Linked DNA regions of Homo sapiens: region 2 is linked to region 1. A link is a contact called in ENCODE Hi-C data. All regions are on one chromosome and are shown on one strand. Each heading gives the region's core, a stretch centred on a gene start or an enhancer-like site at or near the end of the contact. The rest is flanking DNA. Distances are from core to core; before and after follow the strand shown.

Evidence for each region. Hi-C counts contacts between places; a loop is a spot of excess contacts on that map. Pooled maps may share reads with other maps.
Region 2: a loop to region 1 is called in a pooled map, with 2.1 times the contacts of the local background. The contact joins the promoter of TMEM236 here to the promoter of VIM in region 1. A Hi-C loop is called at or near these places in 2 of 37 single-sample maps with no recorded cell type and 4 of 50 pooled maps.

The regions. Positions count from the first base shown.
Region 1 is chr10:17,225,131-17,229,490 of GRCh38, reverse strand. VIM (vimentin) reads right to left here and starts at 1,250. Exons shown (of 10, transcript NM_003380.5): 1 at 967-1,250; 2 at 1-215. The coding sequence starts at 68. VIM-AS1 (VIM antisense RNA 1) reads left to right here. Exons shown (of 3, transcript NR_108061.1): 1 at 1-146. RefSeq lists a silencer at 2,557-2,771.
Region 2 is chr10:17,749,714-17,754,073 of GRCh38, reverse strand. It overlaps TMEM236 (transmembrane protein 236), which reads right to left and starts at 1,873. Exons shown (of 4, transcript NM_001098844.3): 1 at 1,522-1,873. The coding sequence starts at 1,778.

The DNA of each region.
Region 1 (4,360 bases), core at 1-2,500:
CGGCTCGCGGTGCCCGGGCCGCCGAACATCCTGCGGTAGGAGGACGAGGACACGGACCTGGTGGACATGGCTGCGGAGGGTGGCGATGGCCTGGGCGGCGGCGGTGGCGCGGACTGGCTCCCGGAGAAGAGGCGAACGAGGGCGCGGTGGGTGTGGGTGGTGGGAGCGCGGCTGCGTCTCTGGCGCGGGGACCTCGGAGCGAGAGTGGCAGAGGACTGGACCCCGCCGAGGGCGCTGTTTTTATAACCCCGTTAGGAAAGAGGGTCCCCTCCCACTGCCATCCCAGCCGCGGAGCGCGCCAGCCAATAGGGACCTAGCGAGAAGCGGGGAGGGTGGGCGGGTGGGGTGGGGGCGCCCTCGAGCCTTCCTGCTCCGGGGCCTGGGACTGGGCATGGTCCCGTTACTTCAGCGCTGGGCTGGGACTTTTGGGGGCTTTCCGGATGATAGTCTGAGCTGGGCTCACCCTGGGGTGCTGAAAAAGGCGGGGTCGCGCGGTGAGGGGGGGGTCCGCCTGGGACTGAACCAGAGGGGTCCGGTGGCACCACGCCAAAGGGGCGTGGGAGGAGGTGCGCGGCGGTCTCGGGGCTGCGGTCAGGCGGGGAGACCCGCGGGCAAAGGAGCGGGAAGAGGAAAGAGTAAGGAATCCCTCAGATCTGAAGTCGCGGAGAAAGAAACAAAGAGCGCCTGAGATTGGAACGCGGGGTGGGGGCGCGCACAGCGCAGGAACGCAGGGCTCAGGCCTCGCCGCAGCCTCGCGCGCCGCCCGCTTGGAAAGGGGGGCTGCTCCGGCCCGCGCCTCTGTCCATCGACTTGCCTTGGCGGAGAGATGTTGGGGGGAGGGGAGGTTCTGTCGAGGGACCTAACGGGCTCAGTCCAGCTTCGGACGGCGGGAGTTGCGAGACGGCGGTGGCAGAGGAAAGCCCGAGGGAGAGGGGTGGGGTCGCTTAGTCACCGGCGGTGACTCACCGCGCCCTGCTGTCCCGCCGATTGAGGGCTCCTAGCGGTTTAGGGGAAACCGTTAGACCAGATTGATTCAAGTCTCAGCGGGCTCCGCGCGCGCTGCTAGTTCTCAGTGCTACCAACTTACAGCTGGGCCATCGCCTTGCTGTGTGCGGTCGGGCCCTGTGGGGGACAAGAGCGCCCCTAAGTTTTTAATAACTCGCTAAAGCCTGTCTTTGCTCGAATGTGCGGACTTTTTGTTAGCAAGAAACTTCTGCAGCCTTTGGAGAGGCGCCATACGTGGGCCTCCCAGATCACGATTGCACCGGGAAGGTTTTTCTTGCAGAGTCCCCGCCCCCGTCCCTCTGGTCTCCTCTCGCTCTTCCCCCTCCCCCCATGAAACCACACCCAACTTTTTAAACAAGATCTGAAAATTCTGGGTGAAAGAGGAAACTCGACGTCCGTAGTTTCAAAATAGAACTCAGTGATCAGTGGTTTTTACCCTGGTGGAAGTCATTAAAGGTATAATATGAGCCAGTTAAAGAATTAATTAGGTGTTGCTTAAAAACCCCAATTTGATTAATGAGTTCAAATGAAAGGCAATTATGTAACACAAATGACAGAATCTTTGGCGGCAATAGATTTATGTGTTAATTTTAGGACAGCAATGCACAGTACAGGGTTCACGGTGATTTGTCTGGGAAATGCCATAGGTCCTGTTTTCCAAAAGAATTCGTGCAATTGACCTTGGGGTGAGGGGGATAAAACTGTCTACGCAGCAAAAAACTTCGTGTCCAAGACATGGAGGGAGTGTTCAGATTCGGTCACCTTAACCTTTCTAGGGAAATCACTCAATTCAAGGGCTGTTGTTTCAATATTAGTAACGAGCAGAGCTGAGTACTTACCCGCCAAGGGAGATAAAAGGAGACTATGTAAATCAGTCTTCTCGTGATTTAGTAGCAATTGAAAAGGCACAGGTTTTTTTGAGTATTTAGATTTATGGTGTACTGAAAGGATTAACTGCAGAACCACTGTAAAATTGATTCTGCAGTGGATAGGAGAAAAAAAAGTATTTCTCTCTTTTTTTTTGGTGGCGGCAGGGGGTACTGCAGGTTACTTGGTATTTAAGAAACATAATTTAGAGGTAAATGAAGAGCGTATTCTGACTTCTTTGGACAAGCCTCTTTTAGGCAATATTTTGTTTACCTTATCCCAGTTCGTTCTTGCAAATGGTGCTTGCCAAGGTGGAATTACAGGACTCTCTACTGCCCAGCTCGCCTGCTGGGGCTTTCTTTTATTCTCTCTTTCACTGGGAGGCTGCAGGTCATTCCCCAAGAGCATTCCTGGGGCTGGGTGCCCTGGAGGACAAGCCTATGCTCTGAGTTACATCTTGCTTTCTGAGAGCCCTTTATTCAAGCCACTGCTCAGCAAATGCCACCATTGTGAGTGTGCCTGGAACCCTTAGAATGAGAAAAGTGATCTCCCTATGGGAGGAAGAGAGTGTGGAACTCACTTCTACGTGCAGTGCCGATCCCAGGGCAATGCGACGCTTGCTGACTGACTCACTATGGAAAAGGAGGACAAGGCATTGGCGAGGTGTGGCACTGTGCCCTGCTGGTGCCCATAGCCGATTCCTCAGGGCTGCGGTGATGTCTCCTGGAATGGGCACTGGTCCTCTTCATCATCTCAGGGATAGGTAGCTCCTCCTTCCAACCTGTCCCCATTCTGAAGTCTCTGGGCTGTGATAGGCTGCTCTCTTGTCACAGACATATGTTTGTTTGATGCATATAGAATGTATAAAAGTGTAGGTGTTCTGTAGTCCCAGCACTTTGGGAGGCCAAAGCAGGAGGATTGCTTGAGATCAGGAGTTTGAGACCAGCTTAGGCAACATATATATATGAAACCAAAAAAAGCCAGGCGTGATGGTGCACACCTGTGGTCCCAGCTACTTGGGAGACTAAGGCAGGGGGATTGCTTGAGCCTGGGAAATTGAGGCTGCAGTAGGCTGTGCACACCACTGCACTCCACCCTGTGCAACAGAGTGAGAACCTGTCTCAAAATAAAGTATATGTATGTACTACACACACATATACATACGCACATATACAGCGTTCAATGTGTTTTTCCTATTAGAAAATGCCATTGTTTTTGGTGGGCTGCAAGAGAAGTGAAAGTTGCAGAAACACTTTCATTCATTCATGTAGAATTCATGAGACTTAAGAATTCATTTCATTCTGAGATAAGATATACAGTGCCTCAATCAATGGGTGATAGTTTTCAGTCAGGGAGATCAATGAATCTGAACTCACATCCTTGAGTGAGACAACTCAGCCTGCTCTCTATGCTACTGTGTTCTTAGGTATCTTTTGGGTACACAGACATAGCTTTCCCGGGTTTTGTGTTTATTTTTTAATTGCTATGAAAACCTATCTGAGAAGTATTTTCAAGTGCTGGACTGGGAAGCTGCTTTCAACACAGCATGATGCAAGTTGCATATAAATAAAGACGTGGTGGTATAATTCATAGGCCAGGCATAAACACTACCACATCTAAATTACCAACAGTGATTTTGGAATTTGCAAGCTGTCATGATGTCAGTTGAATTGGGTGACTTAAACTGACGGACCAGCCAGCCGTGTGGACAGAAGCTTAGTGGCCTATGGAGGCTTTGGGAAAGCTGGCTAGCCATGCCAAGAGAACAGCATCTAGCAGGACTGTTTGGATGGAATGTTAGAAAGAAGAAGGAGGGTACACTGAGAGCATGAAAACCATAGCAAAACCTAAAATCCATGGAAATACAGGTAATAATAATAAATAGTATAATAGGTAATGTCGATGCCAACTGAATGACAGACACTGTGTATATATTTAATTTAACTTGATGCACTCACACCCTCCTGCAAGATAGACTTGATCATCCATTTCACTAATGAGGAGCCTAAGATGCAGGCTAGCAATTTTCTTGTGGTTGTATGACTAGCAGGGGTGGGAAGAAGGGGACAAGAATTTGAATCGAGGCCTTTCTGACTCTAAATGCACTTCTCTTTTCTGTTTGCCTTGATAACAAAATTTTGCTTACTATCAACCAGTTCAATTCACAAATATTAAGTGCTGGACTTATCATTTAGGGACCTACTGTGTTCCAGGAACTGAAGAGATGGGATGATTAACACAGATCTTGCTGCGAAGGGGCATATTTTTAGAGGAATTTGGCAGACAGCTATAACACCATGTTTACGATGTAAAATGATGTAAAAAACAAAATCAAATGACGTAACAGTGATCATACTATGTAAGAAGGGAGATTTGTTTTCACCTGCATTCTAAAACATTACTTTCATTAGTGAGTTAAAAATTTTCATTTAGATTCCATTTTGCCTCTTAGGAGGAATCACATTCAAGACTGGGTTTAGCTCGTCTC
Region 2 (4,360 bases), core at 624-3,123, 520 kb before region 1:
AAACTCCAGTCTTACTAACCCATCTCATGTGTTATTATCACTCAGTATAAATGACTGTAGAAAAATTAAGGAAGATACCATAATATCCATACATTCACAGAAGCAGTAATTGTAGCCTCCCATTAATGTCACATTCTATCCTTACGCTCTGCTCACATCCTTACCCACAGTATGTTAGAACATATCTTTCAGGAATACTTATACACTGTTAGTGGGAGTCTAAATTAGTTTAACCATTGTGGAAGACAGTGTGGTGATTCCTCAAAGACCTAAAGACAGAAATACCATTCGACTCAGCAATTTCAATACTGGGTATATACCCAAAGGAATATAAATCATTCTATTATACAGACACATGCACCCGTATGTTCGTTGCAGTACTATTCACAATGGCAAAGACAGGAAACCAACCTAAATGCCCATCAGTGATAGAATGGATAAAGAAAATGTGGCATATATACTTTATCGAATGCTATGCAATCATGAAAAAGAACAAGATCATGTCCTTTGCAGGGACATGGATGGAGCTGGAGGCCATTACTTTTAGCAAACTAACGCAGGAACAGAAAACCAAATCCCACATGTTCTCATTTATAAGTGGGAGCTAAATGATGAGAACACATGCACACACAGAGGGGAACAACACACACCGGGGCCTTCCAGAGGGTGAACGGTGGGAGGGAGAGGATCAGGAAAAACAACTAATAGGTACTAGGCTTAATACCTGGGTGATGAAATAATCTGTACGACAAATCCCCATGACACAAGTTAACCTATGTAACAAACCTGCACTTAAAAGTTAAAAGTCAAACAACAGACAAACAAACAAATATATCTTTGAAAGCATCACGGGGATTCCCTGCTAAGGAATTCTTTTACAGGCTGGGCGTGTTGGCTCACTCCTGTAATCCTAGCACTTTGGGAGGCCAAGATGGGTGGATCATTTGAGGTCAGGAGCTCGGGACCAGCCTGGCTAACATGAAAACCCCGTCTCTACTAAAAGTACAAAACTTAGCTGGGCATGGTGGTGCATGCCGGTGAAATAATCTGTACAACAAACCCCTAATGACACAAGTTAACTTATGTAACAAACCTGCGCTTTTACCCCTGAACTTTAAAGTTAAAACAAACAACAAACAAAAAAACAAACAAACAAACGTATCTTTGACAGCATCATGGGGATTCCCTACTAAAGAATTCTTCTACAGGCCGGGCATTGTGGCTTCTGCCTGTAATCCTAGTACTTTGGGAGGCTGAGGCAGGCAGATCACTTGAGGTCAGGAGTTCAAGACTAGCCTGGCCAACATGGCAAAAACCCGTCTCTACTAAAAATGCAAAAATAAGCCAGGTGTGGTGGTGTGCGACTGTAATCCCAGCTACTCAGGAGGCTGAGGCAGGAGAATCACTTGAACCCAGGAGGCGGACGTTGCAGTGAGCCAAGACTGCCCTACTGCACTCCAGCCTGGGTGACAGAGCGAGACTCCAAATCAAAAAGAAAAAAAAGAAAATTCTTTTACTTACCATCCTTTAATTTTTCTGTAAATATAACGTTTCTTGTGCAGGATAACTTTTACAGGAACCCAGATCAGTAGAGTCACTAACGCAACATAGGCAATAGAACAGGAGATGATCAGCCAGTAGTGTGTGTTGTCAGATCTAGCCCTTGTTCCTTGGTAGGCGGTGGCAAACTGTTCTGTGATCACGAGTGTGGGGATGGAGAAAGCGGCAAACTCTAGGAGCTCAAAAACCACGAACTTAATGAGCCTTCCAGAAGCCATCCTGAGGAAAAGCAAGCTGCCAAGAACCTGGGACTCCCTCTTTGACTGTGGGCAGCATATGGACCCACAGACACTGAACTGGGATCAAGTTCCTTGTCCTCGAATCGCTAACCAGTGACTTTTTATTCTTTTATTGACCCTCATATGGTTCAATGATCTCCTAACTTAACAACCGTGGTCTCTTAAAGGAACAGGACCATTGTGGAAGTGATCACTCAACATATTTGCACATCCATTATTAGAAGTCAAATGAACTTTAGAGCATGCCCGGGAGCATGGGTAAAAGCAGGGTTTTAAAAAGGTGTTTATTGCTAACGTTAGCACAAAACCATTTGTGTGATAGTCAATTCTTGTTAAGTAAAACTGCTGGAATAATATAATTTTAGAGTTAAAGGGGAATAGATAGAATCCAACCCTCTATTTTTACATAAAAGCAAATTCAGGCAAAGGGAGATACTCAAACCTAAGTCTTCATCTTGGAAAACCATCCCTCCCTTTCAAGTGCTTGAAAAGGGAGTTTGTATTCACTTTATCAACTCTCTAACCAGGATTCTCCCTAATACTTAAGATATTTATTCATTATTGTGCATTAGTTGCCATATAACACAAATTAATGTTATTTTTGTTTTGCTGCACAGGAAACTGAAATGGTGACATTAGAAGCCTGTTATCAAGATTTACACATTAACAGCTATCTGTGACTAGCTCAAATGCATATCAAATGTTTAAAGAATGACAATTGTCTCCATGAATATCCTTCCTTTGAAAAACATACTTGAGACCGGGCATGGTGGCTCACACCTGTAATCCCAGCACTTTGGGAGGCTGAAGCGGGCAGATCACCTGAGGTCAGGAGTTCGAGACCAGCCTGGCCAACATGGTGAAACCTCGTCTCTACTAAAAAATACAAAAATTAAGGCCAGGCACGGTGGCCCACACCCGTAATCCCAGCACTTTGGGAGGCTGAAGCAGGCAGATCACCTGAGGTCAGGAGTTCAAGATCAGCCTGACCAACATGGTGAAACCCCATCTGCACAAAAAACGAAAAAAATACAAAATTAGACGGGTGTGGTGGTGCATGCCTGTAATCCCAGCTACTTGGGAGGCTGAGGCACGAGAATCGCTTGAATCTGGGAGGTGCGGAGGTTGCAGTGAACCGAGATTGCACCATTACAATCTAGCCTGGGCAACAAGAGCGAAACTCCGTCTCAAAAAAAAAAAAAAAAAGCAAAAATTAGAGGGGCGTGGTGGCACATGCCTGTAATCCAGCTACTTGGGAGGCTAAGGCAGAAGAATCACTTCAACCAAGGAGGCTGAGGTTGCAGTGAGCTGAGATCATGCCACTGCACTCCAGCCTAGGCAACAGAGCAAGACACCTTCTCAAAAAAAAAAAAAAAAAAAAGAAAAGAAAAACATACTAGAGCACTTACAATGAGCATTTTAGTATGTGTTAGGGTGTGAAGATGAATGAATGACAGCAGTTCCTGTTCTGAAAGTGCTTGAGGTCCAATGGAGGAGATAAAATGAGGAACCACAACAAAAAACCAAGGCCAGAAGAGTGTAAATGAAGTGCTACAGGGACACAGGTGAACTTCACCTTGCTTCACCTTGGGGTTGTGGGAAGAGGATGGGCACATAAGCACGGTCAGGATGGACGGGGGCACTGTGGTGTCGGTGACATTTCAGACACAGCCAAGGAGGCTGCAGGGGTTAGTGAAAATCTGGTGTGGCACAGCAGGAAACAGGAGGAGGCAATGTTAGAAAAATAGTTTGGGGGCCAGGTGGGGTGGCTCATACCTGTAACCCCAGCACTTTAGGAGGTCAAGGTGGGTTGATAGCTTGAGGAGGCCAGGAGTTTGAGACCAGCCTGGGCAACATGGTGAAACCTCTTCTTTACAAAAAATACAAAAATTAGCCAGGCACGGTGTCGCTTGCCTGTGGTCTCAGTTACTCCAGAGGCTGAGGTGGGAGGATTGCTTGAGCCTGGGAGGTTGAGGCTGCAGTGATCTGTGATCGTGCCACAGCACTCCAGCCTGAGCAACAGAGCGAGACCCTATCTCAAAACAACAACAACAAAATAGGTTGAGGTAAGAATGGCGTGTCCCATTAAGGATTTGGTGGGGGTGTGTAGCCGGCAGTGAAAAAGCAAGGTTTTCTGAACACAGCAGTCCTTTGGTCATCTGGAAAGGAGGTTCAATGCTGATGTGGAGGAAGGACAGAGCAGTGTTACCCTGGAGGCAGGAGTACAGCTGGGAACCAGAGAGGAGCCTGGGCTAGAGGTAAGAGCCCCCTGGCCAACACAAATGGAGCGGGAGTGATGAGGGAGGCGACGCAGCAGCAGACATTGAGCCCCGTCCCTTCTGTGGCTTTCCCTGTACCTGCTGTCACACTGATGCAGACCTGTATTTCTCTAGGCTTCTCTCTCTCAAGGCCCCCGGCAGAAGGGGCCCTGCGCTGCTGGACTTCCAGGGTGCATCGGAGGCTCCTGGTGTGGCCCTGAGGATTGATGCCTTCTGCCCTCCCACTGCCAGACAATTAGTCAGCAGGTTCTTCAAGCCATCTAGTTATGTTATTTGAACTTG